Regions from separate parts of the Homo sapiens genome. Here region 2 is linked to region 1. The links are chromatin contacts, found by Hi-C or POLR2A ChIA-PET in ENCODE. All regions are on one chromosome and are shown on one strand. The core of a region is the stretch at or near the end of the contact, and the rest is flanking DNA. Distances in the headings are between cores, read along the strand shown. Region 1 overlaps ATXN1 (ataxin 1). Region 2 overlaps ATXN1 (ataxin 1).

Region 1 (7,093 bases), core at 2,309-4,808:
AGCACTTGAATGGCGATATGTGTAGTTTCTGTCATTTAGACTTCATAGATAATTTTTGTACAGAAATGCTTTGTTGTTGATGCTTTGCTTCCTTCACACATATATCACAGATTACCGAAACAATCATTAGTCCTTCAGTTGCAACGGATAAGACTCTTCTTTATCCTTAATTTTCTGAGCTCCTTTCTAGGCATTTTATGTTCTTACACAGATGCTAATGCTAATTAATGCTTTAATATGAAAGATACTGGCAAATAAAACTGTTACATTTTACCCATAAGTTGTAAATTCAGCTTAGTTGCCCTAACAATACTGATAGTGATAATGGCTGTACAATTAATATTTATGGAGTGCTTCCAGTATACTGAGCTCTGTGCTAAACATTTTACTTATGTAGCTTAGTTAACTCTCGTAACAACCCTGTGAGGTAGGTGTTATTAGCCCGTTTCACAGATGAATTTGTAATCATTATGCCTTACCACATTTAATAATAACATTCTCTATTAATCGTATATTTCAGATGCCCAGCTCTGGAACTTTGCAGTATGAAACGTGTGTGTATGTGTGTGATGTATATATAATATATAAGTATGTATATATAATATATAAATGTAGATTATATAATATATATGTGTGCGTGTATATACACACATTTCTTTTTTTTGTTGTTGTTAATTTATGTGCCACGCTGCTGTACGAAACTCTGGGGTACTATGATGAGGGGATACCTCTTTCTTGCCTTTAAGGGACTTAGGTTGTGGTGGGAGAGATGGACTTGGTTAAGGAACAAGTACAGGAAAATATGATAATTGCTTTAATAGGGATAGGTACAGGGGTTGTAGAAAAATGAGAGAAAAGGGCCCCCACTTCCCAGAAGGTGTCAGGGAGTTTTTCACAGAGAAGCGTCCCCAGCCCTGAGACTTGAAGACTGAGTGAGTTTGAAAAGATGATGTGTGGGGGGAACAGAAGAGAGAAGGGTGTGGAGATGAGGGAAACAAGATGGGGTCAGGGAGCTACAGGGAGGGACTTGGAGGTGCTGAGGGTCAAGTGCAGCAGGAGGAGAGACCCGGCTGGCTGGGGTCAGAGCTCAAGGAGCCTTGCATGTTACCCAAAGGAATGTAGATGTCATACTCTGTGTGCTGGAAAACGATTTACAGATGAATCCAATCAACACTAATTAAATCAGTATGATTAAGGGATGACCTTCCTTTCTTCCTACCTTCCTCCCTCCCTTCCTCCTTCCCTCCTTCTTTGGCTCATTTATTCACTCAGAAGATTTTATTGAGTGCCCATAATGTGCAAAGCTTTCCATTGAATCCCAAAGATGAAAGGAGGGGTGAGAGTGGACACAGTTCTCCCTTTCTGGAGTTTATTGATTCGTGGGGGAAAACAAGCATTAATCAATGAATCAACCAAAAAATGTAAAAGTTACAAAATGACTACTATAACCAGGGAGGGTCATTCTATACAAGTGTGTCCTAGGAGGTGGTGACCTGGCTGAGGAAGTCTCCCTTGAGAAGAGGACTGAGCTGAGAGCTGAAGGAGAAAAGAATACAAGGTCATTTGATAGAAGGGGTGGGTGATTTGAGGAGAAGTCTTAGCAAGGAGGAAGTCATGTGCAAAGGCTTTAAGGCCTGGGAAAGCAAGGTCCTTTTAAGGAATTGAAAGTAAGCCAGCCATGCTGTAGTGCAAGTTGGAAGAGAATGCAGGTTTTGGGGGCCATGTTTAGAAATGGAAAGCCACTGCAATGCCTTAGGCAGGAGCCAAGGAAGGTAGTAGGGTGGCAGGGTGGACGCGGGGAGACGTGTTAGGGGGCCAGGGAAAGAGTCCAGATGAGCCAGGGTGGTGCCGGAGAGGAGCGGAGGGAGTTGAGGAGTATGGCTGCATGGTTGAATATGGGGCATAATTTGGGAGAGGAAGACGTCAGAGTGATGTTGATGCCATCACTGAGCTAGGAAACGTAGGTGAGGCAGAATCTATTCTGCTTAGATTTCCAGAAAACATTAGGGGATAGATGAGGATGACATCACAATGGAATTTAAGCTATTTAAGCTCAAGGTTGGCCTTGAAAAATGAGTAGGAATTTTCTTTTTTTTTTTTTTTAGACAGAGTTCCGCTGTTGATGCCCAGGCTGTAGTGCAATGGCACGATCTCAGCTTACTGCAACCTCTGCCTCCCAGGTTCAAGCGATTCTCCTGCCTCAGCCTCCCGGGTCACTGGGATTACAGGCGCCCACCACCATGCCTGGCTAGTTTTTTTTTTTAGTATAGATGGGGTTTCACCATGTTGGCCAGGCTGGTCTCGAACTCCTGACCTCAGGTGATCCTCCCGCCTTGGCCCCCCAAAGTGCTGGATTTACAGGCATGAGCCACTGTGTCCAGCTGAAAAATGAGTAGGAATTTTCTAAATGGCAAGGAGAGGCAAAGCATGTTAATCAAAGGGAGTGTCATATGCAAAGGCAGAGGCATAACAAAAATAGTGCAAATAAATGCCTACACATATACAAAAGGAGAGTTATTGTGGGACCCATACATAATTTTGTTGATTTCTTGATATGCTCATATCCATTTTGTGTTGCAGTGATTCTAAGATCTGTATTAGTATGTAGACTTTGTGAACAGGTAAACATGTTTAAGAATTTTTTAAGACATGGCTGTATTAGATATCGAAATTCCTCTCTTCATTTTCATATCTTTACTTTGGAATTCATATATGCCTTTTGATGTTATCATCTGACTTGTTTCTAATGAAATTTAGCCGCTTAGGCAGGACGTGGATTTTAGGTTTCTGCTTAGTGTTTTGGCATCTGGATTTGGGATTACTTAGCATTTTTAATTTACTAAAATAACCACCAACTTACACTCAGTTGAAATATGAACATGTCGGTTTCACTTGAGCTTGGGAATTAAAATCAAAGTACAGTCAAATCCAAAACAAATAATAGTAATTTTAAGACTAGGTGACATAACCCTCTGGGAAAAATGAGGTGATAGTGATTTGATACTTTTTTTTTTTTTGAGACAGAGTCTTGCTTTGTCACCAGGCTGGAGTGCAGTGGCATGATCTCAGCTCACTGCAAACTCTGCCTTCCGGTTCAAGTGATTCTCCTGCCTCAGCTTCCTGAGTAGCTGGGATTACGGGCACGCACCACCATGCGTGGCTAATTTTTGTATTTTTAGTAGAGATGGGGTTACACCATGTTGGCCAGGATGGTCTCGATCTCCTGACCTCATGATCCGCCCACCTCAGCCTCCCAAAGTGCTGGGATTACAGGCATGAGCCACCATGCCCCAGCCCCGATATGTTTTAATACTAACTACAGAAGTGTTGGTAGAAAGATCAGCCTTGAAGAGATGGTATAGTACTAGAATCCTAAGCATGACCTCTGTGAACTGTTGGCTTAAGTACTGGCTTTAACATCCGTTGGCTGTATTTACTGTCAGTTTTCTTGTCAATAATGCAGAGGTAAACATGATTCCTGGCCACCTCACAGACTGCAGTGGAGTGGGGCAATGTGTGTAAAGCCCTTAGCACATGGCCCAGAACATAGTAAATGTTTAATCAATGTTCGTGATGACCTTGGCCATCACTGACATCATGTCTTAACTGAGTTATTAACAAAGAGGCATGTGTAGTTTCAAAAGTGAAAGTGAGGCCGGAATGGTAAATACATGCACTGAATTTGCATAATTTTGTGGCTAGAAGGAGTCTTAGAGAAAGAGAGCATCAAATTCAGCAATGTTTCTGACATTTTCTATGAAGAACTGACTGCTTGTTATTTCTTAGAAATCTTAGAATCATTGAGCAGGGAAGGAGGGGCAGGAACGGGATTATTTTGATAGTGGTGTCCTCAAGGGGAGGAGATGGGGTGGGAAGCAACCCCTGGCCAGAACCCACTCATCCCTGGGGATAGGGACCTGCTGTGTCTCTGCCTGCTGAGTTTTTGACATTCTGATTTAAAAACCTTGTGTGTGTGTGTGTGTGTGTGTGCGCATGCTTGCGTGTGTGCATGTGTGTGTGAGAGATTATGCAATATGATGTTTCCCGTTTCTGTGACTTCAGCGAATGTGAATGAAGACCACAGAAGCAGCCTAACTCAGTGAGAATATTGTTTTTATAATTACAGGTCTAGGCGTTTTACACTGAGATTCTCCACTGCCACCCTTTCTACTCAAGCAAAATCTTCGTGAAAAGATCTGCTGCAAGGAACTGATAGCTTATGGTTCTCCATTGTGATGAAAGCACATGGTACAGGTAAACATCTCCAAAAGCTTTAAAGGAAAATAATTATCATTGAGTTGTAAAGTCCCCAAGATAGTGGTGGGGGTGTATACATATCTGGTCACACAAACATACACACACAACATACACATGTCTATTCATGTAGACTCCATTTTTTCCTACTGTCTCTTTTATAAAAATGGAACCCTTGCTTTTTTATGGGAAAGGAAATAACTTCTACTTATTTTGAGGTCACTAGTTAGGATAGATGACAAGGCATTGCTGATAATTCTGAAGGCATTTATAAATTTATAGATTTATAAATTCACTTAGAGAGACAAACATCAAATGGTAGTAGAGATTGTAGAAGTAGTAGAGATTATTAAGAGTATTGTTCCTCTTAACAATATAATTCTGAACATCTTTCATAGCAACAGATATTTTTCTACCGTATAGTTATTAATGATTAGTATACCATTGAGTAAACATTCTAAAATTTATTTAATTTATATCCCTTCTAACTGGACAGTTAGCCGTTTCTAATTTTTTTGCCTTTTTATTTTCTTGAGATAGGGTCTCACTCTGTCACCCAGGCTGGAGTGCAGTGGCATGATTTTGGCTCATTGCAGCTTCCACCTCCAAGGCTCAAGTGATCCTCCCACCTCAGCCTCCCAAGTATTAATAGCTGGGACTACAGGTGCACATCACCATGCCTGGCTAACTTTTGTATTTTTTTTTTTTATATAGTGATGAGGTTTTGCCATGTTGCCCAGGCTGGTCTCAAACTCGTGACCTCAAGCAGTCTTCCCACCTCAGCCTCCCAAAGTGTTGGGATTACAGGCGTGATCCACCACACCCAGACATTTTATTGCTTTCATGATGCCAAAAATATTCTTATAGCTCTGTATTAGTTCCCATTACAAATTATTTCCTTAGGCTAATTTCTTAGCAGCATACTGGTAAATGTAAGAGTTTTCAAGTTTTACGGCTTTTGGTAACTTGTTGCCAAATTACTTTCAGTAAAGTCATACCAGTTTGTATTTCCAGAGGCAGTTTATGAGAGCGTCTACTTAATACAGTTTTCCAATGCTGAGAATTTTGAAAACAAAAAGAGTTTTTTGCTGACTGATTATGCAAAATGGTGTTTCCATGTATTTTGGGTTTTGGGGGTGGGGGGGGTCATTTGTAAGTCAAGTAAATTGTACTGTTTTGTAGAACCTTCCTCCATTAGACAGCAGCATCCTTGAAACTTACCAGATTTCGACATTTCAGAAATAATATTAAATCCAGAAGGAGTAGAAGGGTCCTAGGGAATTTTAAGTTCTTCCTTTCTGGCCAAGTATTTTTAGACAACTATGAAATCACTAGATACAATCATTTTTCAGTGGAAAGCATAATTTTTCATTTCTTAAAAAGAGCAAAAAGGTATTTAATAAAAAAATTTTATTAGATATGTATCTGAAGTTATACTGCTCATTAGTTTAAAAATATGTATGTGCCTATATATGTATGTGTGTGTGTATATATATATATGTGTATATGTGTGTGTGTGTGTGTGTGTGTGTGTGTATATATATATATATATATATGTCCAATATCGGGAACATGATTAAATATAACTATGTTAGTGCCATATGATGGAAAAGCTGTAGATAAGATTGCAAGCTTCAGGCTGCCTGGGCTCAAATTCCAGCTCTGCTGTTTTCTTGAAGTGTGACATTGGGCAAGTTACTTTGCATGTAAAATTCGGATAATAATAGTACCCTTCTCCCTTGGGTGTTGCTGCAAATAATATATATGAAATGTTTAAAATCGTTAAAACTCCTATTTCAGGAGTATTTAATCATTTGAGAAAATGATCAATATAGAAGTAAACAAATGTAGGGTATTGGCATGAACCATAGTATAATCCTAATCTTCCAAAATTACTTTGCCTCTCTTTCCTCCCTCTTTTCATCCTCCTCTAGTATCTACAAAAAGGGTTTAGCATACTTCTGAATGGATTTAATTTGTATTAGTGGAGTAATCCCAGTCCTGGAGAGACTTCCTGATTCAAGTTTTCAAGTCAGAGACCCATTTTTCACAGAGCTTTGAAACCATGGCTGTCTGGATCACCTGGCTGGGGGCACCCTTGGAGCAGCCGTTGGGTGAGAGCAGAGCTTCCTTCCCAGCCAGGGCTGCCTAGCTCCTGTGGTACAGCAAGTGCCTTGGGCACAGAGTCCCTCACCGTCTGGCACCATATGTGAGCTGCCCTAGTTGGCTCATCTCTTCCCGTCATTACTAAATAAGCTTCATTTCACTAAATAAATGAAAGAGAAGGTAGATGAAGAGACCCCCCCGCCACACCCAGCTCTTAGGAAACGCATGCTTTATCCTACAGATGCATGAAGGGGAAGGCTGTAGGTTTGTGAATCTCTTGACCCTTTGGCTCCATCGTAACGTTGAAAAGTGAAAGGAAAAGTGGTCAAAGAATCATTTGGCATGAAGGAGACAAACACAGAACGACGTGTACGGCTTCAGCCTCTGCCTTTCACTGGTTACCCTGCTATGAGCTTGTGTATGTAGACGCTGCATTCGTTTTGGCCCTAATTTCTGGTCTAATTTGAACAGCTCTGTATTTCTCAGCAGAAGAGGAATATCTGAATTCCTAATTAAGACATGTTAGCTTAAGAATACCTCCTTAATGTGTCATAAATCATTCCCCTGTGACTATGAGGATGAATAAGAAAACAAAACTTGGATTTATACACACATGTATATTATTTCAACAAAATTAATAAGTTCATAGAGGGAGAGAGGACAACAAATGTGTTAGCAAATATAGGTCAGGAAAAGAGTTCATAATGTTCTGCCAGATTCTGATGAGGCACCT
Region 2 (7,093 bases), core at 1,335-3,834, 150 kb before region 1:
GGATGCCCAGTGTCATGACTAGTGTTGGGAATTCTTGGTGAGATGACAATATTTTTGCCTCACTCAAATGAGGCATGCCCTTCCAAGTAAAGCATGCTATGTTTTGTAGCAAACAGAACACCTGAGAAGGATGATTTCATATGACTGTGCCAACAGATCTCTCACAAGCTTGTCAGGTTATAATTCACAAATCTTAACTCTATAGTCTATAGACATTTTTTTTTTATATGGGGTCTCACTCTGTCGGTTGCCTAGGCTGGAGTGCAGTGGTGAGATCTTGGCTCACTGCAATCTCCGCCTCTTGGGTTCAAGCGATTCTCCTGCGTCAGCCTCCGGAGTGGCTGGGGTTTCACCATGTTGGCCAGGCTGGTTTTGAACTCCTGACCACAAGAAATCCACCTACCTTGGCCTCCCAAAGTGCTGAGATTACAGGCATGAGCCACTCCACCCAGCCAGTGGTTCTTTTTCATTTGAGATGGAGTTTTGCTCTTGTTGCCCAGGCTGGAGTGCAATGGCACGATCTTGGCTCACTGTAACCTCTCCCTCCCGGATTCAAGTGATTCTCCTGCCTCAGCCTCCCAAGTAGCTGGGATTACAGGCATATGCCACCACACCCAGCTAATTTTGTATTTTTAGTCAAGATGGGGTTTCTCCATGTTGGTCAAGCTGGTCTTGAACTCCCGACCTCGGCCTCCCAAAGTACCGGGATTATAGGTGTGAACCACCATGCCTGGCCTGTTTCTTTTTTTTTTCCAAGAGGTCAGTTCTCAGTCTGTTGTCCGAACTGGAGTGCAGTGGCATGATCACAGCTTTACTGCAGCCTTGAACCCTTGGGCTCAAGTGATCCTCCTACCTCAGCCTCCCGATTAGCTGGGACTGCCGCTGTGCACCACCACACCCAACTAATTTTTAAAATTTTTTTGTAGAGACAGGGTCTTGCTATGTTGCCAAAGCTTGTCTCGAACTCTTGGCCTCAAGCCATCCTCCCGCCTCGGCCTCCCAAAGTGTTGGGATTACAGACATGAGCTGCCGTGCCTGGCTGACTTGTGGTTCTTAATAGTGTGGCTCTTAAAATAGCAAACATTTTTGGGAACCAATGTGAGGGCACTTCATAACACAATCAAAAACCATTAAGTGGAATATGTTAAGATAATGTAACCTTGTTGTTGTCCCTTAATGCTTTAATGCAGGCTTTCAGCAAGTAGTAATACCTGGTATGGTGGGTGTAAAACTCAGAATGGGTCCCGGCATGGCAGGAATAAGAGAATTCTTTCATCGGTTGGAAAATATGTTTGAATAATTCACTACATTTAAAAAATAGGTAAAGAGGCTTTTGGTTTTGGTTGCAAATTGCACTCATCCATGGAAGTTTTTCAAGGGCCATACAATTCTGTAGATGGAGGTGGCAATTTAATGCAGTCTTAGCTGTTTAGGATTTAGAACTATGTTACTTTTAATTTACTTCCATGAAATTACAAAAACATGTAATGAAGCTAAAAAGATTTCAAAAGAAGCACATCTAGTCAAACATAAAAGTACTTAATAAGGGCATACATGTAGAAGTATATTAGTCTTTGCACATATTTACATATGTATGTTTTGGTTGCTTAATATTTTTCAAGTGCTGCATGCATTTGTATGTGTAAATACAGTGTGCACCCTTTATAGAACTAGTGTTGGGGGACTCTTTTATCAGCTATTATGATTTGGAGCTTTATCAAATGGAGTGATTTTTTTTTGTGTGTGTGTGAGATGGAGTCTCACTCTGTTACCCAGACTTGAGTGGAGTGGTGCCATCTCGGCTTATTGCAACCTCTGCCTCCTGAGTTCAAGCAATTCTCCTGCCTCAGCCTCCAAAGTAGCTGGAATTACAGGCACCCATTAGCACGCCTGGTTAATTTTTGTATTTTCAGTAGAGACGGGGTTTCACCATGTTGGCCAGGCTGGTCTCAAACTCCTGACCTCAAGTGATCCACCTGCCTCGGCCTCCTAAAGTGCTGGGATTACAGGCGTGAGCCACCACACCCGGCCGGAGTGATATTTTCCAATGGTCATGATTCTGGCCTGTAACACCAAGCAGTATAACGATGAGATTGAAGTGTGACCATGTGCGTCTGCCTATTTTTATGTTCTATCTCATCTTTTTGCTTGGAGAAAAATTATGTTGAAAGACTACAGTGTGCCTATAAAGCTTCAAATATGAAAAAAGAGCTACATATGACACTTTGTTGCAGTTAGTCCATTGTCTCAAAAACATGCTATAAAAATATGACAACTAGAAAAGTCTTGGCAAATGTAGCATGAGTGTTGCCGGTTTAAAAGCCGTGTTTGAGTACTCTAAAGTACTTTTCTGTGACAGCTATTACTATAGGAATTGGCACCAGCTAAGAAAATTTACAGTTTAATACTTTAGAGCAAATAATTGCTTAGGGTGCTTTAAATAGCACAGGAAATGTGTAGAGTGTTTACTTGACATTTGCTATATTGAACACTAATACTGAAACAGATTCTTTGACCACAGAGAATGCCAGTGTAGGAGGGGTGGGGGTAGGTGGGAGAAAGAGGCGGAGAAGGAAACGGCAATACAATTAGATAAAAATTAAATGACAAATGTACTTTTTCATGATACAGAGATATCATGGGGAAAAATGCCCATTTGTTTGATCAAGTAATCTTCTAGTGTGGTAGCAGAAAGCAAAGTACAGACAACTTCCTGGGATTAGGTTCCTCCTGCTAAAGGCTGTCTTCACCAGAAGGTCAAAGCCTTGCAGCCCTTGGTCGCTCTGGTTTATTTTTCAAGCTCCTGAAAGCAAGAGGAATGACCTCCGTTTTTATTAAAAAAAAAAAAAAAAAAAAAAAAAAAAAGAAAAGAAAAAAAAAGCCTCTCTCGTTATCTGTCTAATCTGCACATGCTTGTGATTTTTTTTTATGACGACTCTGATGCCCTCATTTCTCATTGCAGCTCAGTGCTTGTGATGTTTTTTTCCCCTGAATGCATCTTGCACTCCCAGAATCTTCTTTTCATTCTTCCCTGGCTCTGTTAATACGGGTCTTATCTTAGAACGGGGTCTAGTGCAGTTTAGTGTAGCTCTTACATGCAGAGCATTTTTTTTTTGCACAAACTGCTTCTCGTGGATTGTGATTCAGTTGCACTTAAAGGGAAAAATAGAGTATATTTTAGGCTACTAAACCTCCTTCCATTTGTAGGCATTTGAGCCAGTTATACAGTGTCTTTCAGGGAGTTTTACATGCATATGTTAATAACCAGTGGCACCTGTGATAGGTCCAGGAATGTGAAATTGTGCAACGTTAATGACATTTGTCCAAGCTTCTTCCTTCTATCTTGTCAATATGAGCTACTTTTAAATACACAAAGGAATTTTGAAAACACCAATCAAAAGTCAAAATTTCACCCTGCAGCATGGCCCGGCACCCAGAACACTCAGCAAGAGGAAGGTCTGTATTTATGGCTTTTCCACTGACTTGAAATTTGACCTGGAATAAATCATGTTTAACTTCTTTATGCTTCAATTAGCTTTTGAAAGATATGTGTGGTTGTGTTTAGCCAGTGGAAAGGCAATAACTGAAGTTCACAACGAAAGGAGAACTTGAAGGGAAATTTTGTTAGGAAAGAACAGTGGGCAAGAATACAATCTTCAGGCAGGGTGCTATTCCTAAAAAGTCTTGGTACACATGGTTCCTAAGGAAGGTGGGACATTTTCTTATAATATTCTTTCTGTATTTTGTAGAATTAAGAAATATATTATTGTACATAAATATTTTATATTACATTATATATGTATAAATACATTTATATATATATATATATATACATACTGTTTTACCCTTTAACTCCAGAAAGCTTTGCGTTCACACATCTTTTTCCCTAACTTCTACCTATAAAGGGATTTTTAGTGATAATCTTGAATTTAAATTGTAATCAAGCAGTAACAAACTTCATTTAATATGCAGACATCTAATTTTATAAAGGAAATTCCAAGTTATTGTTCATTTCCATTTATTAATTTATTTATTTTGGGACGGAGCCTCACTCACTCTGTTGCCCAGGCTGGGGTGCAATGGCACAATCTCACGTCACTGTAATGTCCATCTCCCGGGTTCAGGTGATTCTCCTGCCCCAGCCTCCTGAGTAGCTGTACAGGCGTGCACCACCATGCCCGACTAATTTTTGTATTTTTAGTAGAGATTGGGTTTCACCGTGTTGGTCAGGCTGGTCTTGAACTCCTGACCTCAAGTGATCTGCCTGCCTCAGCCTCCCAAATTGCTGGGATTACAGGCGTGCGCCATCGCGCTTGGCCAATTTTTGAAGTTTCTTTTTTTAATCTGTTGCCATCTCTGAGATGAGAGGTTTTTCATTCATTTGGGGAAAAAGGAAGAAAGGTAATCAACATTTATTGAGCACCTACTGTGTGCCAAACAGACTGCTAAGCACTTAGTCCTTAAGTACCCTACGTGACTGATGTTCAGAGGGCCATTTTCTCTGTGTCAGGAATCAGGTGGGAGGGCCAGAATCCATAGAACAAAAATATAACCGTTGCAATAGATAATTAAAAAGAGGGACCTTTTAGTTAGTGGCACCCAAAGCATCATAGTGTGGGCTGTGAGATCTCAGTAAACCAGTTGTTGGTAGGTTCCCCCAACTCAGAGACCTCCATGAGGGTTGGATGGCTGGATTGCAACATGGTGCTAAACCACATCTCCCTGGTTAAGCCATTTCAGTTATTGCCTCATTTAAGTTGCATTGCTGTAAAAGACATAGGTATGACAAGTTGCAATGCCTAAAATTCGAACGAAAGAATACAGGCTTTGAATGTTATTCAGAGCTTGACTCCGGAGTCCCAGATGCAGTTTCAGGGTGAGTAAATACAAAGCCAGCAGCTCCCAAGTTTAGATGAGAAAACATTTCAAAGAAAGCCAGCGAACGCTTATATATTTAACACAATATCCATGACTCATTTTCTCTTTGCTCTCTCAGTCCAGCCGTTATTCATTTACCGCTCACCCCACAGGAAAGCTCCTTTTGAAGTCTGCCTTTGGCTACTTTGCAAAACATATAAATATACACCTTGGGAGAATAAGGGTGAGAGAGAAAAAAGGCAGAGGTCATAATTTTTAATCCTGGTTCTGCCAATAACAAACTTTGTGACCAGATACTTTGTACAGTAAAGGAGGATGTTTTTAAAACCCATTCTCAGTTGCCAGAGAGGCAGGCAGTCATCATTCTGTAGGAAGACTTGTTTCAGGATTTCTCAGATGTCTGCTGTGTTTGGATTGCTGAGGTCCCTAAAGAACCTTCCCTTTGAGTCAGCTCGACTAGGCTTTTGGAAGTAGCCCTGGAGGTGTGATAGCACCTTAAAAATTCTTAGTAACTAGGAATAAATAGAAGGAGAATGGGAAGGAATAGAAGCTGGGTGACGGGGAAGGGAATGCCAAGCTGTCCTGCAGCTGGGATCCACACTTGGTGAAGGTTGTGCCTGCGTCCCTCATCTGTGGTTGGGTATACCAGAATTTTGATATCTCTCTAGTTCGAATACCAGCCTTGACATTTACCACCTTGGCCAAGTCCCTGAACCTATCTGTGCCTCAGTTTCTTCATCTGAAGAGTGGGGATTATAGTCAATGTAAGGACTAAGAAAATCAATATACGTAATACCCCTAGTATTCACACTTCACCTGCTATGATGATATTACCATTCTCCTTTGGAGTTTTCTAACTTATTTGTGTAGCATTTAGGGCAAAATACCAGGCATATGGGTGATGGCGTGTAGTGGAGTTGGTGAGAGGGAGACCTTGAGTTGTAGAAAGGGTGGGCAGAACCTGGTTTCTGTCCTACATCCCAGATGTTGCCCATACATATCCTGTTTGTTTCTGACCACCCTGCTTTGCTGTGAGGGTTCCCAGCCCCTCTGCCTTTACCTGTCCTCATTCTGCCCCACTGTCCATGCCCAGCATGAATCTCCACTTCTCCGGGACGGAAAGTTTTCCCCAGCTGCTTCAGCCCAAACCAACTTCCCTCCCCACTGCCCTGTGCGCACAGCTTATTTGATCATGTCATTTATTGCTTCATTTTGTGGCTTAGATGTCTTGCGTCCCAGTCAGACTCCATGTGACTGGAGGCCTTTGCCTCCTTTCAGCTCCAGGGTAGTGTGGCAGAAAGAGCAAGGAGCAGGGAGGGAAGGGACCTGCTCTCTTCTCCAGCCCTTTCTCTGTGATAAACTCAGCATGCTCCAGGCGTTTAATCTCTGTAATCCTCACAGCCTCCTCATGCAAAATGAGGGTCTAGACCAAGTGACCTCTACAGCTGCCCTTGCAGCTTCCCCATTTTAGAGTAGTAGATGGTGAATAAGTATGGCCCGAATGAATGAACAAATGTGCAGTCTCAAGTTGGTCAGTTGTGGCTTAAATTATTTTTGTGCCCACTGGCATCTCGGCTTGGTAAATGGAGGAAACGGTCTCTGACGAATTTTCACTTTCAGTAGACAGAAATTTTGTTAATTTTGATCATTTTATAGTCCGAATTTGTGGACACATTGAATTAATATTTATATTAGTAATATGTCTAAGAAGAAAAGATTTTTTATGCTAACAAATAATATAAATAATGTCACAGACTAATAACAGCTAAGAGTCAGTAATAAAGGAAATTTGTTTTTAAGCACTTTGGAAGTTCCTGTTTGCATGCATTATATGATTATATATACATAATTTGTATTACATTATTATATAAGCTCTCTTAGTCTATTCATTAAGTAATTTGATGATCATTTTGAAATTTTTTTATAAGTACTTAAGAGAGTTAAAACTATATTTCTTCTTGAAACATTGTAATTTGGACTTGTTTTCTTATTCATATTAGATGTCTTCTCTGAGCCCAGTTACTGAGTATGTAGTAACTTTTTTGTGTGTTACAATAATTGACAGAGACGGTGGTTCAAATTTTCAGCATCAAACCTCACTTTGGAATTATTTATTTCCATTTTTTCTCTTACCTACTAGTATATATGGATCCAAAATTAATTGCTTTTTTATTATATTTAATACATCTATTTGCTTTGTGGTTTTACTGATACT

Evidence for each region. Hi-C counts contacts between places; a loop is a spot of excess contacts on that map. ChIA-PET counts read pairs that join two places held with the same protein, here RNA polymerase II (POLR2A). Pooled maps may share reads with other maps.
Region 2: a pooled map shows a loop between it and region 1 (2.0-fold over the local background). The contact joins two enhancer-like sites. A Hi-C loop is called at or near these places in 5 of 37 single-sample maps with no recorded cell type and 8 of 50 pooled maps. POLR2A ChIA-PET finds 5 or more read pairs at or near these places in 4 of 52 experiments (OCI-LY7, activated B cell, activated CD4-positive, alpha-beta T cell and 1 more).

What each region holds. Positions count from the first base shown.
Region 1 is chr6:16,582,941-16,590,033 of GRCh38, reverse strand. ATXN1 (ataxin 1) reads left to right here. Exons shown (of 8, transcript NM_001128164.2): 4 at 4,127-4,254. Among named protein-coding and RNA genes, the nearest start is that of ATXN1-AS1, 170 kb to the left of the region's middle. Within about 2 kb of position 3,558, at least 4 of the 41 ENCODE cell types and tissues checked have a DNase peak (open chromatin) inside an H3K27ac peak, as active enhancers do.
Region 2 is chr6:16,727,227-16,734,319 of GRCh38, reverse strand. The region is part of intron 2 of ATXN1 (ataxin 1); the gene reads left to right. Among named protein-coding and RNA genes, the nearest start is that of ATXN1-AS1, 30 kb to the left of the region's middle. Within about 2 kb of position 2,584, at least 3 of the 41 ENCODE cell types and tissues checked have a DNase peak (open chromatin) inside an H3K27ac peak, as active enhancers do.